2 separate regions of the Homo sapiens genome follow, and region 2 is linked to region 1. A link is a loop called in an ENCODE intact Hi-C map of the cell type or tissue named here. Cell type or tissue: HepG2. All regions are shown on one strand. Each heading gives the region's core, and the rest is flanking DNA. Links, peaks and the distances in the headings are about the cores only.

Region 1 (8,330 bases), core at 78-8,077:
GTTAGAAAAACAACGAAAAAGACACATGAGGCAATTAGCAGATGATAACGGGTTACATAATTATCAGTTGAATTGTATGTTACAGAGACTAACTTGTTATAGGAGCTTAGAGAAAGGAAAATAGGATCTAAAATAGACAAGAAGGTTTCATGGAGGAGCATGGAAAGCATGGAAGAGACTAGGCCCTGAAATATGATGAGGCTGTTGAGGAGGGACTCAGACTCCAGAGCTGGATAGGACCTTAATTGTCGTGTACTGTAGCATTCCCTAAAATATGTTCTGTGGAACACTAGTTCTAGAGGATGCTAACAAGGTATTGAAAAAAGGGGTATTAAAGACAAATTTGGGAAGCACTCAGTCAAAATGTTGTTACTGCAAGACTTCTCAGAGCCTTTAAGAGGCTTTGGCTGTGATTCTTAAGGAGGGAGATGCTGTCTGCAGGGTTTCCAAACATAATTTTATAGAACAGCTTCATAACATACTTTGGAAAATATAGTTTATTTCCATTCTCTGATTTTACAGATGAGGAAACCAAGGCCCAGAAGTGATGAAAGACCTGCCTAGCTAGTTAGTGTAAGACAGCCCAGTGCAGTAGAAAGAGTATAGATCTGGTATCAGAAGACTGGCGTTTAGGTCCTTACTATCACTTTCTGGCTGTCTGACTTGGGAGGAATTGGCCTCAATTTATTCAGCTGTTAAATGGGGATAATAATAACCTGCATCATAGAAAGAGGGTTATAAGAATAAATGGAAGTGAAACTTTTTTGTATGATGATTCATACAGATACTGCTTTATGTGAGAGGATAGGCCAGAATGGAACCAAATTTCTAACTTTTCTATGAATTGGAGTTACTAATACCTGTCTCTTGGATGTGACCATTAAATGAGGGATCAAAGTAAACTCACTTTTTGTAAAGTAAGTTCAGTGCAGATACTGTCTTCTGTAGAGCAAATATAAAAAGAAGTTGCTTCTCATTTCAGGAGGAGAACAATCATCACAGCAAAGACAGGCATGAGTGTCCTCATCTTAGCCTTCCCTCAGACTGCCTGGGTGTATTTTATGAATTGTGACTTCTTTATGCCAGCGACTCAAATGCTCTTTGCCTTGGATTTTCATTTTATAGTGGCCAGGGCAGTGAAGAAGGGGAGGTGCTCCTTTATTACTGCTACCATGACCTGGAGGATCCCCAATGGATCTGTGCCTGGCAGACAGCTCTGTGTCAGCACCTGCACCTCACAGGCAAGGTAACACCTTCTCCTATATTCCTTCCTTCACTGGGTCCATCTTGCCTGCCAACCTTGGATTGCAAATGCTGTGCTCATTATAAAAAAGATTCACTGTTGAGTTCTTAAAAGTTAGGGAAATTCTGCTGAGCATTTAAGTAGAATATTAGGCAGCCATTAACATGGTATTTTATAAGAATATTTACTGGCATAAACCAGGAGTCAGCAAACTTTTTCTTGAAGAACCAGATAGTAGATAATTTTAGGTGTTGCACAAAAAACTATTCAGTTTTGTTATAGCATGAGAGCAACTATAGATAATAATGTAAAAGAATTGGATGGCTGTGTTTGAATAAAACTATATGCAAAAGCAAGGATAATATGCCGACCCTGGTATAGGGAAATGTTTGTGATATATTAATTGGAAAAACATTTTATAGAACATAGAGGTGTGATTCCAAGTTGCTTCTTAATTTTCTGGAACCTGCCAGGGTCATTTACCAGCTCAGGGTATTGACATTTGCTGTTTCCTTCCTCTCTAGAGTGCTCTTCCCTGCACCTTCACATGGCGCATACCCCACTTCAGATCTCGGCTCACATATTGTCTCCTTAGAGCTGCAGTCTGAAGTAGTCCTCTCCAGATCTCATCACATTCTATCCCTTTCTGCTTTTCAAAGGATTTATTACTATCTGAAAGTATAATCTTCATTTATAAGCTTCATGAGGACAGTAACTTTGGTCTTAATTGATGTATTCTCAGTGCTGGAACAGAGCTTAGCATGTAGTAGACCCTCAGTAGATATTTGGAGAATATAGAATGAAGGAATGAATGCATGTTCATGACAAAACCAGAAGTGCATGTATAAACATGGAAGGTTGTGTATACCAAAATGTTAGTAAGGATTATCTAGGCATGTAGGATTATCGATGGTTTTTATTTTCCTAAAATATTCTCTGATTACATTATACACATGCATATGTCTATGTATTTTATATGATTTTCAAAATTTAAATCGAAAGGAAGTGAACTAGTTTCCCCCAAAACCCCCTCTGGTTATGACACTGTGCTGCCTTGTTTCATCTTTCCCAACATATGACCCAGGTCTGAATTGATCAGTGATATTTTTCACATCCATGTTTTCCAACAGATAATGACTTCATTTACCTCATTCAGTTCATCACCAAGGCCTGCCATTTCCACCTCTTCAAATATTCCTTAATTCCGTTCCCTTCTCTCTTCCACACTCACCACTTTAGACCAAACCACCACCCTCTCTTACCCAGTCCATTCAGTAGCTTTCAAATTACTCTTCAGCTTGCCATCCCTGCCTGCCACTTAATCCATTCTCCACACAGCCATAATGATCCTAAAAGGTGAATCAAATCACATCACTCCCTCCTCAAACTCTTTCAGTGGCTGCCACTTCTGGTGCATATGGAGGAAATCCAGTGCCTTAAAAATGCCCTTAGGTTCCTGCGTGAGTTGGCCCCTTCTTACCTTTTCCTCTCGTCTGATACTGTTCTTTGCTCATTATACTCCAGCAACATGGTCTTTCAGTTTTTTGGAACCCACCGAGTTCTTTTCTCTCCTTGGGCCTTCTTACAAGCAAACTATCTTCAAGGAACTCTCCTACACCCACTCTGCTGCTCCAGTCTGATTTTTACTCAAGCTTAGTTTTCAATTTTCATGACACTTCCTCAAAGAGACCTTTCCTGTCAATCTAAATTCATTTTTCCCAGTGCACTCTCTCATGGCATCTTGTAATTGTTTTTCATAACATTTGTCCATTTGTAACTTTTATTTTAATATCTGTGACCTCCCATAGTCTGTAAGCTCCTAAAGGGGAAAAGCTATATTTTTTTCAAGCACTGTATCCCTAATTCCTAGCACAATTCCTGGTGTAAATAAATAAATAATATTTAATACTTTCATCACCATTCCTATTCAGAAAACTTCCACACCCTGAAAGATGGATACTCTCACAGTAAACCTGAATGTACAAGGTTTGAAAACAGCCTCTTGGTTTAGAGGCAGATCATTTTTCTTGGCCCAACCCAAGTGCTAAATTAGCAATGAGGGATCTTACCCACAAGGTGGCAGCACTTGCCTAGATCTTGGATATAAATTCCTAGGTGTCAAGGATACATGCCCAGTTTAATGAGAGTTTTGTGTTTGGAGATTTGGCAAAATATCAGTGCCTAAGTAGGGAAAGAGAAGAACCTGACAGTTGTAGAATTATGGGAAAAAAGCCTCTACTCTATTGCTGTGTATTCTTTATTGCCTCAAAAAATTTGAGGGGATACATTGAAGGCTTTGGAAAGGAAAAGTTATAAGATTGGGAGCTAGTAAGATCTGGTTTTGAATCCCAGATTTACCAGCTATCAGCTATACCACTGGGCAAGTTACTTGATTTCTCTGAGCTTTTGTTTCCTTTTCTGTAAAACGGGGATTATGATATCTGCCTTTCAGGATTATAATGTAATGCTTCTGTCTCATAGCAAGTGCTGAATAAATGCTAATGATTGTTCTTCTCAGTTTCTTACAAGGCCTTCCTCACTAAGGAGCTTTGAAGGATTTCTGTTAGAGAATCCTGGGGGTTCAAAGTCTAGTGCACGAGTTTAGAGCATGCTCTGCCCTAGCTATATAGGGAGCAGATGTGCTTGTCTTCTCTTTGGGTTCTGAGATTAAAATAAATTAGAAAAGAATCTACTAGCCTACCCCAAGAGAGGTACTTAGACATACATACTTCATCCTACCTGCTGTAGTCAGAAACTCTTTTGGAGTGGGTTTTCTGACTCTTACACTGATTGGGCTCTATTTTTCTATGTAGTCCACTATAAGTTGGTAGTGGGGACAGTAGCCTGTGTAGCAGAGATGTCACAGGCTTCCTGCTTCCCTCTCCCATGCCCAGAACTGGCTTCACTAGACTGCAGCACTGTTTCTCAAGGAGTCTGGATGTGACCCGGAATCTTTGTCATGGAACTCTGGAAAACATTTTACAGTACTATACGTAGAGGTGTGATTCCAAGCTTCTTAATTTTCTAGAACCTGCCAGGGTCATTTACCAGCTCAGGGTATTGACATTTGCTGTTTCCTTCCTCTCTAGAGTGCTCTTCCCTGCACCTTCACATGGCGCATACCCCACTTCAGATCTCGGCTCACATATTGTCTCCTTAGAGCTGCAGTCTGAAGTAGTCCTCTCCAGATCTTGTCACGTTCTATCCCTTTCTGCTTTTCAAAGAATTTATTACTATCTGAAAGTATAATCTTCATTTATAAGCTTCATGAGGACAGGAATTTTGGTCTTAATTGATGTATTCTCAGTGCTGGAACAGAGCTTAGCATGTAGTAGACCCTCAGTAGATATTTGGAGAATATAGAATGCATGTTCATGACAAAACCAGAAGTGCATGTATAAACATGGAAGGTTGTGTATACCAAAATGTTAGTAAGGATTATCTAGGCATGTAGGGTTATCGATGGTTTTTATTTTCCTAAAATATTCTCTGATCATATTACACACATGCATATGTTTGTGTCTTTTATGTTCTTTCAAAGTTTAAAATTATATACCACTTCCAATGAGTTGGCATTGGCTTGTGCCATGAATCTTGTTTTATATCCATACCCTAAAGAGTTGATCAGGTAGGGCTGGGTGCGATGGTTCATGCCTGTAATCCCAGCACTTTGGAAGGCCGAGGCAGGCAGGTCACAAGGTCAGGAGATTGAGACCATCCTGGCTAACACGGTGAAACCCCGTCTCTACTAAAAATATGAAAAATTAGCCGGGCGTGGTGGCGGGCACCTGTAGTCCCAGCTACTTGGGAGGCCGAGGCAGGAGAATGGTGTGAACCTGGGAGGCGGAGCTTGCAGTGAGCCGAGATTGCACCACTGCACTGCAGTCTGGGCGACACAGCGAGACTCTGTCTCAAAAAAAAAAAAAAAAAAAGAATTGATCAAGTGAGGCATCAACTGATGTGTCTTCTCTGGACCCTAAAAAAGGACAGCCATTAAAAATTTTCAAATTATGAAGTACTGGTATATATCAGTGTTATATGACTAGAACAATATAGGACCTTGAATTAAATCATCTCTTTTTCCAGACAGTGCCATGATGCCACATGTGCTGCCCTTGCTAGCACTTTTCTTTAGAGAGCTCAGTTCCCTTTAAAGATGATCCATCTTTAAACTCATCCACAGGATTTTGTAGTACGAAAACAACCAACTCTGCAGGGCCCCCAGAACACTGCCTCTTAAGGCTGGGGCTTTACCCCAGGCTCTAATGTCCCCTAACCAGGGGAGCATTTCAAAGAGAATATGGGACTTGAGATGCCAAAGAGCCCCAGATATGGATGCATATTCATTTATTCAACAAATCGTATTGAGTGCCTACTATGTGGCAGGCACTGTTCTAGGGGATATGCTGGTGAGCAAAACAGACACACACCCATGTGGAACTTGTATTCCAGTGGATGGTTTGCAGTGGTAGGCTGTCCTCCAAACACCATGCAGAGATACATGCTCATGTATACCCTCAGCCCTCAGATGTACTCTGTGCTTTAGGATTTTGGTAGTATCTCCTCAGCAGTTCTTTTCATTTCTGGTGCTCTTTAGTTCCCTTTTTATTCATATAAAGAAATTAAGATTCAGAGAAGTCAATTAACTTTCTCACAGCTACATGCAAGTGAGTGGCAGAGCTTAATCTTGAGCCTAGATCTGCTGACCTCTGTGGAGGACTCTGTTAAGCTACCTGGATTTAGATTAAGCTCAGAATTCACTTCTTTGGCTGTTGGACTATTGTAGCTCCATAGCAAATGGGGCTTTCCAGGAGTTTTATTCACATTCTTTTGTTCAGCATGCATGAAACAGAATACCTCATCTGAACTGAAGGCTATGCCATTTTAGAAAAATACAAGTATCCAGCTGGGCACGGTGGCTTGTGCCTGTAATCCCAGCACTTTGGGAGGCCAAGGCGGGTAGATCACTTGAGGCCAGGAGTTGGAGACCAGCCTGGCCAACATGGCGAAACCCCGTCTCTACTAAAAATACGAACATTAGCTGGGCTTGGTGGCGCATGCCTGTAATCCCAGCTACTCAGGAGGCTGAGGTAGGAGAATCGCTTGAACCCAGGAGGTGGAGGCTGCAGTGAGCCGAGATTGTGCTATTGCACTCCAGCCTGGGCAACAGAGCAAGACTCTGTCTTAAAAAACAAACAGGTATCCATCTCACACCTGTCAGAATGGCTGTTATTAAAAAGTCAAAAAATAACAGATGCTGGTGAGGTTGTAGAGAAAAAGGAATACTTATACACTATAGGTGGGAGTGTAAATTAGCTCAACCGTTGTGGAAGACAATGTGGTAATTCCTCAAAGACCTAAAGACAGAACTATCATTCGACCCAGCAATCCCATTACTGGGTATGTACCCAAAAGAATATAAATTGTTCTGTTATAAAGACACATGTATGCATATGTTCATTGCAGCACTGTTCACAGTAGCAAAGACATGGAATCAACCTAATGCCCATCAGTGATAAACTGGATAAAGAAAATGTGGGAATACTATGCAGCTATAAAAAAGAACAAGATCATGTCTTTTGCAGGGACATGGATGGAGCTGGGAGCCATTATCCTTAGCAAACTAACGCAGGAAGAGAAAACCAAATACTACATATTTTCACTTATAAGTGGGAGCTAAATTATGAGAACGTGGACACATAGAGGGGAACAACAGACACTGGGGCCTTTTGGAGGGTGGAGGGTGGAAGGAGGGAGAGGATCAGGAGCATAACTAAGGGGTACTAAGCTTAATACCTGGGTGGTGAAATAATCTGCACAATAAACCCCCATGACACAGTTTTACCTGCAGAGCAAACCTGCACTTGTATCCCTGGACTTAAAAGTTTAAAATAAAAAAGAAAAACACAGATATCTTTGTCCAGTAACACTTTGGTGTCCTCATCAGCGTCTCTGCTTTTCCTGTTAAACTCATTGACACACATGAGCCTATTGTTCTTCCCTGGAAAGATAACCAAGCTAAGAACAATCTGTTCTCTTTTTCACCGTCTTGTGTCTCAGATTCGAATTGCTGCAGAAGGAATCAATGGGACAGTTGGTGGAAGCAAATTGGCTACCAGACTTTATGTGGAAGTCATGCTTTCCTTCCCATTGTTTAAGGATGACCTGTGTAAAGATGATTTTAAGGTAAGAGAAAATGAAAATTAAATGGATCTAGAGCCATCTGCTTCTGCCTCTGTGCATGTTATTGAAGAGGAGTTCAAAGTAGAGAAATAAGCAGTGCCAAATAAATACCCTTTCCCCTTTATTTTTTGGGGCTTGGGGAGTTTTTTTGTTTTGTTTTTTGACAGGGTCTTGCTCTGTCACCCAGGCTGGAGTGCAGTGGCGTGATCATGGCTCACTGCAGCCTCAACCTCCCTGGGCTCAGGTGATCCTCCCAGGTAGCTAGGACCATAGGCGTGCATCACCATGTCTGGCTAATTTTTTTGTAGAGACGGGGTCTCACTATGTTGCCCAGGCTGGTATGGAACTCTTGGGTTCAAGCAGTCCTCCCACGTCAGCCTCCTATAGTGCTGAGATATGGACGTGAGATACCGCACCTGCCCCCTTTCCCCTTTAAATGTGCTTTTCTCTTTAGGTTACGAGACAGTACAATAGAAGGAGTATGCTCGTCCCCATTCTTTCACTGAGTCACCATATGATTTTGGACCAGCTAGTGCTCTAGACCTCAGTATCCCTTCTTATAAAATAAGAATGTTACAGCTCATGCAATCTGGGACTCCAAATCTTGGACATATTAGCTCACTTGAGAGACCACCAGCCTGGTCAGCAGATCACTGTGTTTTTAGTAAATCTGGAATTGTAAGATTAACACTTCATACCACATGGGGGAATAAAGTTGTTGCTCTCACAGGTGGGCTGCTTTGTTTGAGTGACTTTATACCTTGTCATAATAAGTGATAAGGTGATGGGAAATGCCTTGCTAGCGTTCATGCTGGCAATGATAGGAAAAGAATGAAAACCGGGTATAGTCACATGTTAGAATTGCTCAGCGGTGTTGCAGTTTTATAATTAAATGCTTACACCT
Region 2 (8,330 bases), core at 252-8,251, 230 kb after region 1:
TCAGGTGTGTCTTTATTAGCAGTGTGAAAACGGACTAATATGCTCCCTCTTGCAGCCTTGGGAATGGCCTCCTTGTCAGCTCTCAGGTGTGTGGTCTGTGGTCTAAGCCCCCACACAGTCCCTAGGCCTTCCTGTCAGGGGCATGCTGGCCTTGAACATGTGTCTCAGAGATGGGATGCTCACTTCCTACTGGGCTCCTTCCCTGTGAGTGTTGCTCACTAGGTCCCAGGTGTGCCCCTACTCCCTGTCACAGCTCCCCGGGGCTTCTGTCTCCTCCAGGAGGGGAGATGTCAGTGGAGGAGCTGGAGTGGAGCAGGGGGGATTCCAGCTCCCCACCTCCTGGCTCATTCTCCCTCCTCCCCAGGAGTGCTGAGTCCTCAAGAACTTCTCCTCACTCCACACCATCCTCTCTGCTCTGCAGAGTACCTCAATTCACATGGAGAGAAGTTTCCAGGTGAGAAGGCCTCTCTCTATAGGAGCACCAGGGTGGATCAGGGACATCCACGGGGCTGGGCTGGGCATTGCCTCTCAGTGAGCCTAGGAGGCACTGGGAGGCTGTGAACCCTTGAGGTAGGGACTGGGAACCTGGGTGGGGTCTCTGAGCCTCCCTGGGATCTTAGGCCAGCAGTTCTGCTTCAAATTAGGTTACCTTTCCTTACCTGTCAGATATAGGCTGGGGCCAAATCGGAGACTATCAAGAGCTTACCTCACAGCAACAAATTTCTCTGATGATTGAAATCAAAACTGGTCAAAACAGACCTGCTCAGCTGAAATGGGAGTGGGGGCCCAGTGGACCAACCTGAGACTCCCCTCCCCTCCCCAGTCTCATGGGGCCCTTAGACTCAGAGGAACCTGTTGGAACCTCTCATCTAGGGTGTTTGGGTCTGTGACTTCTTAAGTAAATGGGATTTGCACTCATACCCCTCCCCGTGATTCCCAAATTTCTCCTTCCTTCTTTCCCCTCTGCACAGGAACAGTCCCAGAAATTTCCAAGGTGTGTAAGATAGTGCACTGTGCAGGGTTCTGCTCACCATGGCAAAGTGGAGGAGGAGATGGGGGCAAGCCTTTGGGAGGGAGGGAACTGAGAGGGTGGAAGGACTGGACAGGGTGTGGTTTTTCAGTTTCTTATTGAGAGTTTCTTTGAAAATCTTCAGTCTCCATCTTTTCTGGATTCATAGCATCTTTTCTGGATTCATAGCAGAGGGACCCCTCTGGTCCATGGGCAGGCGGGGTGGGGGTGGGGGGCACTTCAGAGAGCAGGAGGTCCCAGCAATGGGTCATAGTGGTGGCTGTGCTGTGCTGAGCCAGGAGGGCTTGATGAGGTGGCAGATTGAGCAGGTCCCTGGCTTGGGTCCCTGGCTGGCCCATCGCACTGGCTGGTAGCCCCCTCCAGGCTGTTGGCAGATGGGGAAGGTAGAGGGTCCTCAGGAAGCTGGCCTCCAGCTGCTCTTCTGTCTGGACTGCAGCTCCAAGGGGAGGGGGCTCCCTGCCTGCACCAGGGATGGGCACTGCCGAGGAATCCCATAGGCCAGGTAGTCAAAAAGGCTGCCCAGCCATGGGTCCAAATGGCTAGAGTAGAGGACAGGTATGTGCACTCTGCAACTGCCCTCTCTGGCACCATAGCAGGCACTGCTGATCAGTCACAGATTCCGGCCCTGATGCCTCATTTGCAATGACACATATCCCAGATGGTTTATGAGGAGTATATGGGGACTAATGGATCCCCGGTGGCTACTTCCTGAGAGGATTTCACAAGCATCCACACAAAAGAGGAAGCAAAGTGGCCTCACCCATCACCCTGGGCACCCCTAGCCTGTCAATTAGAGATAGCACCTCGGAGTCCCCCTTCCTGAGTGGAGGAAGAAAGTGTTCTGTGCAGGGGAACTTCCTGGGGGTTTCCCTGGGGAGGTGGAGCCTTTGCATGGCCTCAGCCCAGCCTTTGGGGCAGAGAATCCTGTGGCTGAGGCAGGCAGGAGCCACTCATTTGGGCCTCCTGGGACTACCCTGTCTTCTCCCACCACGGCTGGGCCTGGCTGGGGGCCTGGACACACATCGAGAGCCCAGAGGATGGGACCCTGGTCAGCAGTGGTGCTGAGGGGCATGGTGAAGGCAGCTGGGATGGGGCCTCCAGCTAGGAGGAGGAAGCTGGCCTCTCCTATGGGGCCCTGGGCAAGTCACTCTCCTCTTTGGCCTCTGTTTTCTCATCTGAAAAGTGGAGGGATGATGGCCCTGTGGTGCAGGACTCACATGGTGACAATGGAGAGGAATGTGGAGGGCTTTGTGCCTGGCTCTGCCCTGGGGGAGGGGTGTGATGGCAGGAACAATGCTGTGAGTGCTAGGAACCAGGTGCTCAGGAGAGCCTGTGAGGCAGGTGGAGTTCCTGCCGCACTTTCCCAGAGGAGGAAACACACAGGTTCAGGGAGGCCAAGGGAGTGAAGCTGGAATCAAAGCGCCCCAGAAGTGGTGGCAGTAGTACTAGTACCAGCTGATCTGGCCAGGTGTCCAGGGCCCCAGGGTCAGGGGGCTGGGAGAATAAAGGGGTGAAGAGGATATCCTCACTGACCTTGCCCTCGACCCTGGCAGGAGGGGACCTTCAGGGTGGCCACCCTGGAGATGGAGCCCCAGAGAGCCCAGAAGAGGCAGCAGCTGCAGGTGGGGTGGGAGAAACTCCTGGGAGTCAGAGGGCAGGACTCCTCCCTCCCAGCGTAGGCCTCACATCAAGAGAGGAGGGGGCCTTGCTTCTCCAGCAGTGCCTGAAATGCCTCCAACAGAAGTGGCCAGAGCAAGGGTCAGGGAGAGCTGGGCTGGCGCAGAGGGTGGAGATGGTGGGTTGGAGAGGAGCAGGGAGAACCAGGGCTGGCCCCTCACAACCTTTGTGATTGCCAAAGCCGGCTGTAGGAGTGGCTACAGCGAGTTTGCTAGACGCAGAGAGGTGTGGGGACGGGTTTTGGGTGGGGGCAAATCTTGGCTGCTCCACGTGGGAGGCCTGGGTGGGTCCGGGAGGCTGAGTGTGAGGGATTTGATTAGGTAATTAGGGAGCTGCAGCTGCCCCAGGTGGCTGCAGATTGTTTGATCTGATCAACCCGAGGGCGGTACCGGAGAGCCAGTGCTCATCAACACCCCACCCCATGGGCACAGGGTCCGACCCCTCCTTGGCCCATTCCATCTGACCTGGTGATGCTGGGCACTGCGATGAAGGATTATCCAGATGCGATTGAGGCTGGGGAGGGGCAGGGCGGGGCCAGGGTCCTGAGCTTGGGAGGAGAGAGCCCCTCACCGAGTCTTGAGCTCTCGGCAAACCTCCTCTTAGGCGGTCCTCACACTTCCCCTGTGAGCCGGGCGTCGCGCCCACCGTATTGATGAGGGGAACGGAGGCTCCACGGAGCCGCCAGACCCCGTTCCCCGTGTAGTGAAGCGGCCCAGCTGCCTCGCTGCCCAGCTGCAGGAGATTGTAGCTGCGCTGGAGTCAGACGCTCCCTCGGGCGCTGTCCATGGTGGCAGGAGAGTGAAGTTAGAGAGCACGGGAGTAGGTGAACAATCCCTTCCAGCTCGATGCCTCGGTTTCCCTGTCTGTCATCAGAGAGGGCTGGGCTCTAAAGTCCCTGAGCCTCCGCTGCCGTGACCGCCTCCTCTGGAGCCTAGTCTGACCCAGGTTCAAGTCCCATTTTGTATGCACGCCCTGCCCCCTGGTGGACCCTGTTGGTACTGCAACGTGAGAGGAATGTGGTCGGGAGGTGGTCAGGGGCCAGGGACTTTTTGATGGGCTTTGGCTGTGTGACTTCCAGGCAAATCTGATCAACTTCCAGGAAAGGAGTTAGGTAAGCAGCTGTGGCATTCACTGCGGGAGGCTGGGGGCGTGGAAGTCGGAGACTCCCCGCCTGCCAGACACTCCCTGGACCCATCCCCTACATCTTAGACTCATTGGGAGGGCTTGATACAGAGCAGAGGAGGAACCATCCCACTGGAGGGTGGGGGTAGGCGCTGGAATCAAGGACAACTTCCTGGAGGAGGGACTGTTTGAACCCAACTCTGAGAACAAGTAGGGACTGGATGGGATTGGAGTGGAGGTGGGAGCCTCTTAAAAGCAAAGACCTAGAGAGGCCAAGACCCTTAGCCCCACTCCACACCCCCACCAGGGCTCCTCCAGCACCCCCCACCGGGCCCTGTCACCCTGCTGTTCTTCCCTCTGGCACCAGGAATGCACAGTAATTAGGGAGCTGCAGCTGCCTCAGGTGGCTGCAGATAATTTCCACCTGAGGACTTTGGAACCTGGTTCCAGACCATGGAGCAGCTCAGTGAGGATGAGAGATCAGGCTGGGGAAGGACTTGGGTGAGGGCAGGGGTCGACTCTCTCTGGTGGCCAGTAGCAGGAAGCCTGAAGCTATGGCTCCTGGTCAGAGTCATCCTCTAGTATGTGGTGACAGCTGGGCCATCCAGACTGCAGGTGCTGGGCAGGCATTGGGAGGGAGAGCTGAGGTGTGGCTCCAGGTAGTCTCAGGGCTGCCACCCTGTCCTGTAGCTATAAGCAGTCCTGCCAGTCAGAACCACCACCTGAGTCAGCCAGCAACGGCCTCAATGCCAAGGAGAAAAGGCCACAGTCAAGCTCAGGTGCCTGTGAGTGACCTGGTGTACTGGGCGGACTGTCCCAGGGCTCAGTGCAGCTTTGGGCTAAGTGTGGGTTTGGAGTGTCGGACAGCTGGCACTGGGCTCCCGGCTCCATCACTGAACAGCCCTGTGGCTGGGGCAGGGCACCTCACCTCTCAGGGCCTCGCTTTCCTCCTCTATGAAATGGGCTGATGCTAAATGATCACTCTCGGGACCGGGACACCAAGCACGCAGCACAGTGCCCGGAGCACAGAGTGAGAGTGGGTGGCAGGGTAGTCTGAGACCCTGGGGTAGTCCCCTCCAGGTCATCCTGCCCTCCCATCCAGCCACCAGGCCCCCAGAGCAGAGCCCTGGACCAGTGGCTGGACAGACACGAGGCACGCTCAACTGTGACCCCTACGTACGCAGCAGGGCACAGCTGGGCCCCCCAGGGACCCTGGGCCGGCTCCTCCAGCCCAGATGAGAAGGACAGCAAGGTGAGTCTTTTTCTGGGATCCCTTGAAGCCCAGGAGAACATGAGACACTCCTGTCCCCGCTCCCTAAGAGCTCTCCCCCAGCCCTGGCTGCTTTGAAGAGGGGCAAAATTTATTTACTATAAAAATGGATACAATAGAGATGAATACTGTATTAAAATCCTGTTTCTGTTACAGCCTAGGAGCTGTGGTTTTGTTCTTTCACTTCCTGTGTTAATTGGAGATACAGGCTCTCATATCCCTCCTAGAGATGAGGCATCTTGCAGGGGTGCCTGTGTGTTGACTGCAGGAGAAGGGAGATGGGAGAAAAGTAGGACTTCCTCAGGGCCCATGTTCACTTCTGTATCGTCAGCTTGGGCAAGAAGCAGAGACAGCCCCTCAGAACTCCCAGGTTAGCAGCTGAAGGGGCTTTCACACGGCATAGCAGCACCCTTGGGAATCTGGGTGTCTTTAAAAATACCCTTCCAGGGACCATTTCCTGACCCAAGACAGTGGCTACCTTTCTACTGCTTTGGAGGAAGAGGGAACATGTTGATTTGCTTACTGAGGTTTCCTTTGATCAACTATTAGGGACTTGTAGTTTTCTTGTTCAAACACTGGAATTGCATCAGTACTAAGTGTGTATGTGTGTATGTGTTGGGGCGGGGGGAGTGTAAAAAGATCCAAATGTGTAATGTGGAAAGGATAAGGCCAAAGGAGGATTATTTGCAAATGGACTTAGGGCAGGCTGGACATTGCATCTTCAGTTCACTTCCAGGAGAGCCGTGAGTGACCCTTGACCTTAGATTTGACTCCTCCTGGGATTCTGTCTTTGACCTTAGCACTTCTTTTCTTGCTGGTTTCTTATCCAGGGGGAAAGATTTTGCAATGCAATTTTTAAGGCTGCAGCTGGGCCTCATTGCATAAACATTGCTACTACCTAAGATCTAGGATTTCCAGCATCCCTGCAATTCCTGGTATAATTCCTTTCAAGGCGGAAATTCCCTAGAAGACTCCCAGCCTCTCTGTCAGGCACATCCTGGCCATTCCTTCCTGGCTGGAGCCTGATGAACCACAGGTGAGCTCTGGTTTGCCAGGATAAGGGTACTTATTCCTTGTCAACGACAGACCCCACACTCCCATACTGGCCAAGGTGAAGTCTGGGGTCCTGTGTTCCTGAGGTCCAAGGTCTTGGGGGTCCCCTGTTTACACACTCAGTTGTGTTGTTACTGACTTGTCCTAAGGGCAAGCTGGCCCGAGTCCTTAGAGCTTACAGCCCCCTGGATGGCTTTATCCTCTGTCCAGTCTTGTACTGTGGTTATTTCATGGGGCAAAGTGGGCAGGAGTGGGGGGGACTGTGAACTTTTCCCGTGGGGAGAGTTGAAGGTGAGGCATTAGGGGGGCAGTGAGTGGGAGGCATGGGAGGGCCCAGCAATTAGGCAAGAAAATAAAATGAAAGGCATTCAATATGTAAGATATAGGGAAAAAGTGGTTTTTCCCTCTACTCACACACCACTCAATACAATACGTCTGATAACGGATGTGTGAAGGTCATTTCCCCATACATCAAGCAATTCTGCAGTGTATTAGGCAGTGAATTAGGCATCCTCTAATTCAATTCCATTCTGATACTATCTACCTGGAGACAGGCTGAGTGCCCAGTCCCACAAGACTGCCCTCCACTTCAGATGCCCGTAGCAAGTAGTAGGCTGTCACCTGGTTAATACATTCTTTAGAAACTGGCTGTAAATCAGGGTTCCTGTAACTTCCTTCTTGGGCTTGATTAATTTGCTAGAGCAGCTCACAGAACTCAGGTAAACACTTTACTTACATTTAGTTGTTTGTTTATTTACTTATTGAGACGGAGTCTCATTCTGTCGCCAGGCTGGAGTGCAGTGGCGCTCTCAGCTCACTGCAACCTCTGCCTCCCGGGTTCAAGTGATTCTCCTGCCTCAGCCTCCTGAGTATCTGGGACTACAGATGCATGCCACCGTGCCCAGCTAATTTTTGCATTTTTAGTACAGATGGGGTTTCACCATGTTGGCCAGGATGGTCTCGATTTCTTGACCTTGTGATCCGCCCGCCTCAGCCTCCCAAAGGGCTGGGATTACAGATGTGAGCCACTGCACCTGGCCTACTTGTTTATTAATAAAGGATGCAGATAAACAGCCAGATGGAGGCAATACATAGGGCAGGGAATGGAAGAAGGGGCACGGAGCTTCCATGACCTTTCTGGGCGTGCCTCCCTCCAGGAATCTCCATGTGGCCAGCTATCTGGAAGCTCCCAGAATCCTGTCCTTTTGGGGTTTTATGCCTCCAAACTGATGATCCACAGGCATGCAGGGATACAGCCATACCAACTAAAATACTGAAATGCTTCCAATCAGGGTGGTAAACAGGCACTGCCCTGCACTCACCCCAAGTGCTTCCCCTCTGCTTCTCTGACTCTGTTCATTCCCCTCCCTGTTGTTTAGATTGGTCATTTCTGTTGTTCTTTTTGTTCATAGATTCTTTCTCCTCACTTTTGAAACCTGTTGAGCCTACACATTGAGTTTTTAAATTTTGGTTATTATATTTTTCAGTTGAAGCTTCCACTTGGATTTCTTTCTTCTATTTTTTTGTTACGATTTTCTAATTTTTCATTTGTTTCAAGTGTGTTTATAATTGCTTATTAAAACATTATTATTATGGCTATTTCAAACCACTGTCAGATAATTCCAACATCTGGCATCTTGGTATTCACACATACTGATTGTCTGTTCTCATCCAAGTTGAGATCTTCCTGATTCTTGGTGCGATTTTCTGGTGTGTTCTGCATAACTTCCTTGACTGTAGAGCCCTTGGTGGAGGGGGTCTGCAGACTTGAGGAAGGCCTTCTAAACCTAGTGCCAGGGGCTTCACTTTCCTTACCTAAAAAACAAGCTTCTCACTGGAGCAAGAGCCAGCATTCTCCAGGGTGCCAAGAGGGGGTCTCTTGTAAAGCTCAATGTAGACCCAGACATTTGTCTTGGCCCTGTTGGGCCTTGGCACCTTGGCAGCAACAGGGTACAGTTTAAGAGGATGAACTTGAAGTCTTAGTCCAGTTTCTAGGAGCCTCTTATAAAAAGAAAATTAAGTTTCAGGATCTTCCAAATTTATTATGCCAAAGGGAAAAGTCCTGGAAGCTGACTCACATAATATGACTGTTTTTCTTCTTTGGTGCATGACCTTTACTTTCTGACCTTTGCATTGAGATGTTATACATTAACCAGACTCTCTGCTCTTTATTCAAAC

The links. Hi-C counts contacts between places; a loop is a spot of excess contacts. Peaks named below come from ENCODE experiments on the same cell type or tissue, not always from the same donor. Only the 100,000 strongest peaks of a DNase experiment are listed, where the experiment ranks them.
Region 2: it touches region 1 in a loop (6-fold over the local background); 20 of 110 quality-filtered maps call a loop at or near these places.

Annotation. Positions count from the first base shown.
Region 1 is chr9:97,610,673-97,619,002 of GRCh38, reverse strand. TSTD2 (thiosulfate sulfurtransferase like domain containing 2) reads left to right here. Exons shown (of 10, transcript NM_139246.5): 4 at 1,126-1,246; 5 at 7,304-7,429. Among named protein-coding and RNA genes, the nearest start is that of TSTD2, 19 kb to the left of the region's middle. In HepG2, for the core only: a CTCF peak has its summit at 3,321 (motif pointing right); a DNase peak (open chromatin) is centred at 3,322.
Region 2 is chr9:97,382,496-97,390,825 of GRCh38, reverse strand. No RefSeq gene overlaps it. Among named protein-coding and RNA genes, the nearest start is that of MIR1302-8, 23 kb to the right of the region's middle. RefSeq lists enhancers at 1,823-1,972, 2,003-2,202, 2,253-2,817, 4,068-4,573, 4,574-5,080. In HepG2, for the core only: a CTCF peak has its summit at 3,681 (motif pointing left); DNase peaks (open chromatin) are centred at 2,780, 3,655, 4,294 and 5,729; H3K4me3 peaks cover 1,308 bases.